Regions from separate parts of the Mus musculus genome. Here region 1 is linked to region 2. Evidence: chromatin loops called from intact Hi-C (ENCODE). Cell type or tissue: gastrocnemius. All regions are shown on one strand. Each heading gives the region's core, and the rest is flanking DNA. Links, peaks and the distances in the headings are about the cores only.

Evidence for each region. Hi-C counts contacts between places; a loop is a spot of excess contacts. Peaks named below come from ENCODE experiments on the same cell type or tissue, not always from the same donor. Only the 100,000 strongest peaks of a DNase experiment are listed, where the experiment ranks them.
Region 1: it touches region 2 in a loop (4-fold over the local background); 32 of 42 quality-filtered maps call a loop at or near these places.

Annotation. Positions count from the first base shown.
Region 1 is chr13:64,179,467-64,183,860 of GRCm38, reverse strand. It overlaps Habp4 (hyaluronic acid binding protein 4), which reads right to left. Exons shown (of 8, transcript NM_019986.3): 6 at 1,583-1,754. Among named protein-coding and RNA genes, the nearest start is that of Habp4, 20 kb to the right of the region's middle. In gastrocnemius, for the core only: a CTCF peak has its summit at 2,731 (motif pointing left); a DNase peak (open chromatin) is centred at 2,721.
Region 2 is chr13:64,306,905-64,311,298 of GRCm38, reverse strand. It overlaps Prxl2c (peroxiredoxin like 2C), which reads left to right. Exons shown (of 6, transcript NM_025370.3): 3 at 2,153-2,206; 4 at 2,372-2,477. Among named protein-coding and RNA genes, the nearest start is that of Prxl2c, 3.6 kb to the left of the region's middle. In gastrocnemius, for the core only: a CTCF peak has its summit at 2,038; a DNase peak (open chromatin) is centred at 3,545; H3K4me3 peaks cover 262 bases; H3K27ac peaks cover 1,800 bases.

The sequences.
Region 1 (4,394 bases), core at 252-4,251, 130 kb after region 2:
GTCTTAGACTTTGAACTGACCAAATAGAGGACAGTGAGTATGCTGTGTCACCAGTCATGACTGACCAAAGTGCACCTGGAAACTGCCATGATGTGGATCTCAAAGGACCCATAGTGATGGTCTTGGCGGGTGGTGCAATCGTAAAGAGGTGAGGCATGATAGAGGCTGTGTTCTGGATAGAGACACTTGGACACGTGGCTGGTTTTGGGCCACAGTCTGGCAAGCAAATAAGGTTTTCTGCCATCTGTTTGCATTTTTGATGTGACAGGCCCAAAGCCACTGGGCCACACAACCTGAGGCTGAACCAAAGCTTTTCTCACTATAAATGACCTCAGGCATTTTTCAACAGTGCTAGAAATCTAACAAACTTCTGACTGCAAGTCAGGGAGTAATATCCAGCAGGGAAGACGACTGTTCATCACAGCCATCTGCATGGTTTCATGCTGTGACTGACAACAGGAATTCTTACATTCTACACCCGGGTGCTTCAGAGTTCCTTTAACTTCAGCAACAAACAAACAAATGCAATTAAATGACTGATGCTTTTCCCTGGAATATCTCGGTTCAGGCATCTGGTAAAAAGTCTGATGTTGGTCTCTGGAAACAGAACCACGTTGGTAACGTGCTTGCATAGGGACTTGAGTTTATATGCCCAACACTCAATCAAAAAGCTGACTGTGGCAGGGCACATCTATAGCTGCAGCACCAGGGAGGCAAAGACAGTCTTCTTGGAGCTCACTAGCCAGTCTAGTTGCATTGGTGAGGCCCAGGTTCACTGAGATCTTGTCTCGGAAAATAAAAGTGGAGAGTGACAGGCACACGTGTACACACACAGGGATAGAGCTGTATAGAAACCATGCAGAACAATAAGGTCTGCACAACACTGAAGTCCTTAATAATGCCTTCAGGACAGCTGGTTGTGGAATGGTGTCTGACCGTGCTATCAGCAGGCCAGGGGCTTCTCTTTTGTTTCTAGAGCTGGGCAGAGGAAGCAGGGCTATTAAAATACTGTACAAAGGGATCACAGAACTTATGTTCCCAGCTATTGCTTCAACTGATCAACTGACCCATTGGAAGATAAGCACTCATGGTGGTGCACAGCTCAGGGTGCTGAAGCAGGAGGATAGTTTTAATACCAGACCAGGTGACACACTAAAGTCTAAAACCAAAGGACCTGAGAGGATTGCATTCTGATCATCAAAAGGCAGAGCCAGTAATGTTCAAAACATCTCCTCTGTGCCTCTTTCACTGAGAGACCAGACTTTCAAGGCTTCCAGAGAATGTGTAGTACCTGACTGTGCACATGCCAAGTTCTAGTCCTTTCCATCATCCTTGATGAAGCTTGAACAGAAACAAGAATGCCAAGCGGCAGGCCAGCAAGATGGCTAAGTGGGCACCAAGTCTCTATTCCTGACAACCACAGGTTTGACATGTACTCCTCAAATACAAAATAAATGTTTTGGTGGTGGGGAGAGGAGAACAAGAATGCCAAATAGCAAGGTCCTATTTCCACACCCACTGAGACTGGGCTATTATGTGCCTCATGAGGTCAACAGTACAGATTCCCCTGAGACAAGCTTACATCGTCTCTGTATCTGGACTTGTGAATCACCACTGCCTTGGAAGGAACTGTGGACTCTGGCTTCCGAATATTGAACTCAGGCTTTGGTCTGGTTTGTTCTTGAAGGTTTTTCCACTCATCTAAGGTCATCTCTTGGACTTGGTTTTCCTCTTCTACCTCCAACTCAGGAACTCTGAAAAGATACATAATCATAAGAAAGACATTTTTTTTGGGGGGGGCTGGTGGGACCAAATGTCTACTTCAGAAAAGCAAGTTATACTTTTGTGGGACTGTATTGGAAATGTAAATAAGGTTAAAGGTGACCCCAAGCCCTCGGGGTCACGTCTTGTGAGTTCTCTCTACCATCCTATGCCTTCTGCCAACTGCAGGAACAGTCTGTGCTTCACAACAGTCTGGAAATGATGTCATCAGTCATCTCTATCACACTGCACCACCATGGACCCTTCCTGAAGGCAGATGGGCAGTATGAGAACTGTGGGAGAAAATAAGAGATGCTGTGGACACAAGGTAATTGGGAACCACCGACAGAAGTCTTAAAGGAATGGGTCACAGTGCCCACTTTTATAAATCTCTTTAGTTGGTTCTAAAAGGAAAAAAAAATGGTATTTCAGACTTTCTCCAGGCCCATGCCCCAAGCCTCTTCCTTATCACGCCTTTTTTTTTTCTACATTTGTCTGATAACTTCATCATGAGAACCTGTTGAAACGGTTTTCATGTTTTCCCCTCTTCTCTGACTCATGGTTTTAAGTGAGGTTTAGTGATTTATTTTATTTTATGTACACTGGTGATTTGACTGCATGTCTGTCTGTATAAGGGTGTTGGATCTCCTGGAACTGGAGTTACAGACAGTTGTGAGCTGCCATGTTGGTGCTGGGAATTGAACTGGGGTCCTCTGGAAGAGCAGCCAGTGTTAACCACTGAGCCAACTCTCTAGCCCTCTGAAGTGAAGTTTTAATTGTAGACTTTTTTTATATATTGAGAGAGAGTGCTAAGAGTGGAGCTCAGGGACTCCCATGTGCTAAGCAAGTGTTCTAGCCCCATCCTAGCTAACAATTCGAAATGTTTAAAGCAGGCTGGAGAGATGGCTCAGAGGAGGAATTAGGAAGACCTTAGTCCAAATCCCCAGCATCTTGTGCCCTCTTCTGGCTTCTTCAGGTATTGCATGCATGAGGCAAGATAACACAAGTTAAAAGCTTTTCAAATGTCCACTCTGTTAATCATCAGAGAAATGTGGCGCAACCCACGAGGAGTTACACCATTCCATATCCAATGGTCAGCTAGTATCAAAAGGTCAGTCAGGGTATGGAGAGATGGTTCATCAGTTAAGAGCACTTGCTGTTCTTGCTGAAGACTTTGGGTTTGGGTCTTAGCATCCACTTGGTGGCTCACAAGCAGCTGTAGATTTGGTTCAAAGGAATCTACTGCTCTTTTCTGGTGCCACAGGTACCAGGCATTCATGTGGTGCACACACACACACACACAGAGAGACAAAACATTCATACATGTAATTTTTAAAGAAAGAAAAGGGGAGTGTCTTTAAAGGCAATTAACAAGTTTTGACAAAGATTTTTTTTTTTTTTTTTTGGCTGGTGGGACCAAGTGTCTACTTCAGAAAAGAAAGTTATACTTTTGTGGGACTGTATTGGGGATGTGATTATCAACGTAGAAAACAGTCTGGGGGGCCGGAGAGATGGCTCAGTGGTTAAGAGCACTGACTGCTCTTCCAGAGGGCCTAAATTCAATTCCCAGCAAGCACATGGTGGCTCACAACCATCTGTATTGGGATGTGGTGCCCTCTTCTGGTATGCAAGTGTACATGCAGACAGAGCACTCATACATAGAAAAAGGAAGGGAAAGGGGAAGGGGAAGGGGAAGGGGAAGGGGAAGGGGAAGGGGAAGGGACGGAACAGTCTGGTCTTCAATTTTTTTTACAGAGTCGGGTGTCATGGCTCACATCTTTAATCTCAGACCTAGGCAGGCAGAGACAAGTGGATCTCTATGAGTTTGGTGCCATCCTGGTCTACACATCAGGCTCCAGGACAGCTGGGACTGACTACACAGCAAGTTCCAAGACATAGAGATCTTGTCTCAAATTTTTTTTTTCTGGGGACAAGAGAGATGGCTTAGTGGTTAAGAACACTGGCTGCTCTTCCAGAGGATCTGGGTTCAATTCCCAGCAACCACATGGCAGCTCACAGCTGTCTGCAACTCTAGTTCCAGGGGATCCAACACCCTTATACAGACATACATGCAGTCAAATCACCAATGTGCATAAGACTAAAATTTTAAAAATTATTAAATTTTCTGAGAGTTCATATATGATCCAGGAATTTCATACCTGAGAGAAATGAGAACGCGCATCCCTATCAAACACATACATGAATGTTTACAGTGGCTGTTATGTACAGCAGCCTCAAACTGGAAACTATTAGCATGTCTGTCACCTGACAAGTAGATAAACAAAACAGGGATTTTAAAATATAGGCCATAACATGACAGAAATTTAGACATATGGCAAGTGAAATAAGCTAACGTGTCTTCTCTTTTCTGTGTAAGATTCCGTTTATATGATCGGAAGAGGCAAGCTCAAAGACAAAACAGGGCAGTGTAGCAGGTGCCCTCAAACATCAGAACACTGATGAGGAACAATTCAGCTGCTGTCAGAACACAGGGAAGGATGGGTGTGACACACCAGTAAATTGGCTAAGTTGGAAGAATAAGCATGCATTTCAGGTTGTTCACTAAAACACTGGCTTACAGGACTTTAAGCTCTTCCATCAAGTTCTAAGCCTGGGAGGTGAAGGTCCACTGT
Region 2 (4,394 bases), core at 239-4,238:
ATAATGAAGCAATAAACATGATGTGTATGTGCTTACAAAGAACATATAAAGATTATTTTATTTATATGAGTACACTGTCACTGTCTTCAGAAACACCAGAAGAGGGCATCCTATCTCATTACAGATGGTTGTGAGCCACTATGTGGTTGCTGGGAACTGAACTCAGGACCTCTGGAATAGCAGTCAGTGTTCTTAACCATTGAGCCATCTCTCCAGCCCTCACAAAGAACATTTAAAGTAGATGGCTTTTGGTGATTTTGGAGTAGCACATTACTAGTAACTGTGTCACTGTGCTGGACAGCACATTTCTAAAAGGATCCCTCTTGCTCATGTCTCCCTGAAATTGTACCCTTTGAGCACGTTTCAGTGTGTTCCACCCCCTTTCTCCCAGCCCGTGGTAGCCACTGTTTTGTTCTCTACTTCCATGAGTTATAATGTTTGACTCCGTATGTATTCCGTGTGAGGTCATCCAGTGTTTGTCTTTCTGTCCCTGGCTTATTTCACTCAGCAGAATGGCCTCCATGTTTTACAGATAACAAAAACAAACAAACCCCTCAGCCAGGCTTGCTGGCCCATGCCTTTAATGCCAGCACTCAGGAAGCAGAGAGAGGCAGGAGTAGCTCTGAAAGTTAGAGAGCAGCCTGGCCTACAAATCAAATCTAGGACCGCCAGGGCTCTTACACAGAGAAACCCTGTTTCGGAAAAACCAGAACCAATTTCTTTTTTATGGTTGGATGCTACTTCTTGGGGTACCACACTTTATGCATTTGTCCACTGATGGACACCTGAGTTGCTTCCTCACCTCAGCTGGTGTTGACGGTGCTACGGTGAACATGGAAGTGTGGGGTTTCTTTGGCGTGCTCATTTTAATTCTTTCGGCTGTGTCACCCACAGTAGCAGTTCTGAATCACGTGGCAGTTCTCTTTAAGTTTTGGAAGAACCCTTGTACTGCCCTGATTGTAGAAGCTGTTCAGTTCATTCTTACCAGCACCGTGTAAAGATCCTCTTTGTTCCATGTCCTCACCGATACTTCCTTCTGTTTGATTAGTAGCATCTCTCCTAGGGTGAAGGAATACCTCATTTCTGTTTTCATGTCTCTAATGATAAGCGATGCTCAACAGTTTGTGTCGAGAGTGTACAAATTTGTGCACGTGGGTGTACAAGTTTGCACATGCATGTGCGTGAAGGCCAGAGGGTAAACCACAAGTGTTGCTCCTCAGGGGCTATTCGTGGTTTTTATGTAACATCTCGCTGGTCTGGAGCTTGCTGATATGAATGGACTGACTGGACGGGGAGCGACAGGATCCACCTGCTTCCTCCTCTGTCTTGCTGGGGTTTTGTGGGGTTTTGCACACACGTGCAGCTGCACTAGCCTTTGTGCATGGATTCTGGGGACAGAACTCAGATCCTCAGCAAGCACTTTACCCCCCCGAACCATCTCCCCAGCCCGAGAATGATTTCACACGGCTTCTGGCTTAGTCCTTGGTTGTTAGAGGTCAAATCTCAGAACCTGAGAGTACTAGACAGGTCCTGATCCCTATCCCATTTTTGGTCCATTTTTAAAAACTGGATTGTCTTCTTGCTGTATTTGAATTTGTAACATAGACTTCATAGGTCTTTTTGACAAGTGCCTACTTTGCATAGGTTTTCTTAGTCCAGTCAGTGGGTTGTGTCTTTTCTCTGTCGTTTTCCTTTGCTATAAGGAATACACAACCTTCTTGGTGTGTTAACTTTCGTTTCTGTGTCTTATTGACTTATATGTGCAAGTGTGGAGGTCAGGCAGCTCGCAGGAGTCAGTTCTCCCCACCACGTGGGTCCCTGAGATGGAACTCAGGTCAGCAGGCACAACAGCACCTTTACTCACCGAGCCAGACCACTGCTACACAAGTGCTACTGAGCTTCCCTCTGCGTTTCCTTCTAATAGTTTTATGTTTGACTCTTAGGCCTTGAAATTCTTACCTAGAGAAAACAAATCATCTGAGTTACTCAAATATCGTAGTATGCATTTCTTTCTACTCAAGCAATTTTGTTTTCTATTCTCTTCGAAGCCTATAGGTGGCATTAGAACAAAATGAAAGAATTGCTTTAGGGAAAGTTCTTTCGAATACACATAGTTTCTAATAATATGTACTTGTCCTTCTTCCTCCCAAAGGAAGCAGATGTCACCCTCATAGTGATTGGACAATCATCATACCATCATATTGAGGTAACTATCTAGCAAACTGAGGGGCCACTGTTTTAAATAGGTTTCAGATACAAAATTACATTTGTTGAGCTGAGTATAGGCTCCTTGGCAGAAAGCTAGGTTGTCCTTATTTGTCTCTCATTTGTTCTCATGAGAAATTCCAATTATTTTATTCTCTTTTTTTAGCCTTTCTGCAAACTGACTGGATATTCTCATGAAATCTATGTTGATCCTGAGAGAGAAATTTACAAAAGATTGGGAATGAAAAGAGGTGAAGAAATTTCCTCCTCTGGTAAGACATGTTTCACTTGTGATATGATTCTCTCAGACACATGTGTCTTCTCATACTAGGAGTTGTACATGGCAAGGCTGTGTTCAATAGTCTTTGTGACAAAATAGTTATCCAAGGGGCTGGTGAGTTGGCTTAATGGTCAAGGGCACGTGCTGCTATTTCAGAGGACCTAGGTTCAGGTCCCAACACCCACACACTGGCTTACAACAACCTGGAACTCCAGTTCTGAGGGATCTGACACCCTCTCCTGGTGTCCAAGGGCTCCTGTACACATGAACACATATACACATACACACCTCTATATGATTTTTTAGATAATAATAAATAATCCAAAGGCTTTTCTGAGATTCAGGCTTCGAACTGTCAGCTCCCTGTAAAATAAATTATTTTTAAAATTTTACACATTTTCAATATACAGTGGTGTAGAGTAAATACTTTCATTTGAGAAAAAAGGAATGATAATGGGTGTCTTAGGGTTTCTTTTGTGGTGATAAACACCATCACCAAACATAACTTGGTGAGGAAAGGGTTTATTTTGTCTTATACTTACACATCACAGTCCGTCAATGAAGCAAGTCGGGGCATGAACTTAAGGCAAGGACCTGGAGGCAGGAAGTGAAACAGGAGCCATAGAGGAGCACTGCTGACTGGCTTGTCCCCATAGCTTGGTCAGCCTGCTTTTCTGTACAGCCTAGGAGCACTCACCCAAAAGTAGTCCCACCCACAATGAGACAGACTTTCCCACACCAATCATCTATTAAGATGTCCTACAGACTTGCTTACAGACCAGTCTTATTGAAGAGGGATTTTCTCAGTCAAGATTCCTTCATCTCAGATATTTTTTTGTGTCAGGTTGATAAAAACTAACCAAGACAGCAAGGAAAGACCAAATTACAGCAGGACTAATACCAAAAGCCAAACTCCATGTCCCTCACCTGGAACTCTTGGTGGAGTCCTGCGCTCCAATAAGCCTAGACAGCCCCACCCATCCATTTCTGCTGTCTGCAGCATGTGTTGCCCTTCTGCTGAGCTGGCTCCACTCTATGTGGGAGGCTTTCTTTAGCAGATGTCCCACAGTCCTGGCGTCTGTAGTATCCTGGGATCCCCATTGCAACATCGTAAGCTTTACCTTCACAGCTCTATGGGGTGGCCTTTCAAGCCACTTGCAGGAATGTGACACTGCTACACATGGCCTGGCCCCAGCAGCTCTGTGGGACATTGGTGCAAGCTGTCACGGTCCCATAACTTCTGCATTTCTCATGTTTACAACCGCCACAGTCAGTGCTGCCCAGTTCTCTGCCAGTTCACATTGCAGGCTGACTCCCTTCTACAGTAGTGATGATGACCTGAGCCTCAGTGGTTGAACCAGGTCCCTAAGCCGTTCTTTTAGGGCAGAGAACCCCTCAGTAGTACTGTCAGCGCGGGCTCTTCTTCAGGTGGACTTATATCTCCTTAAGCCCGAGCCTCCAGTCTTGGGGTCCTGTCCTCCAAGCACCTCACCTCCTTAGCAGTCACATCGTCCTTCTCTGCACAGGACTTGTCTGTAGAATTTGCTCACACCCTCTTTTTTGCTATGTCATGTCTCTGCCCTCCCTCTGACTGCACGGCTGATGGGGAAGAGTGAATTGTAACCATGCACAGCTTGTACTAACGTTACCTGTGTTACCTGTTGTGAGACGGCTTCGGCCTGACAACCTAGTCCATTACCTTTGAGTTCAACCTTGCTTTTTTTTTTTTTTTTTTTTTTTTTTTTCTCCAGGAGGTGGGCATAGTGTAGCCAGATTCTTTGTCAGAGTGTGACACTAATGGTCAGTAGCCCTGTTCCCACTTAAGTCCTGTTCTCCTTTATGCCTCAGGAGCCAGGCTTCCACAGTTTGTGTGTTTCTCCTGGCATTCTGGTCTTCCTGGGTTTTTGTT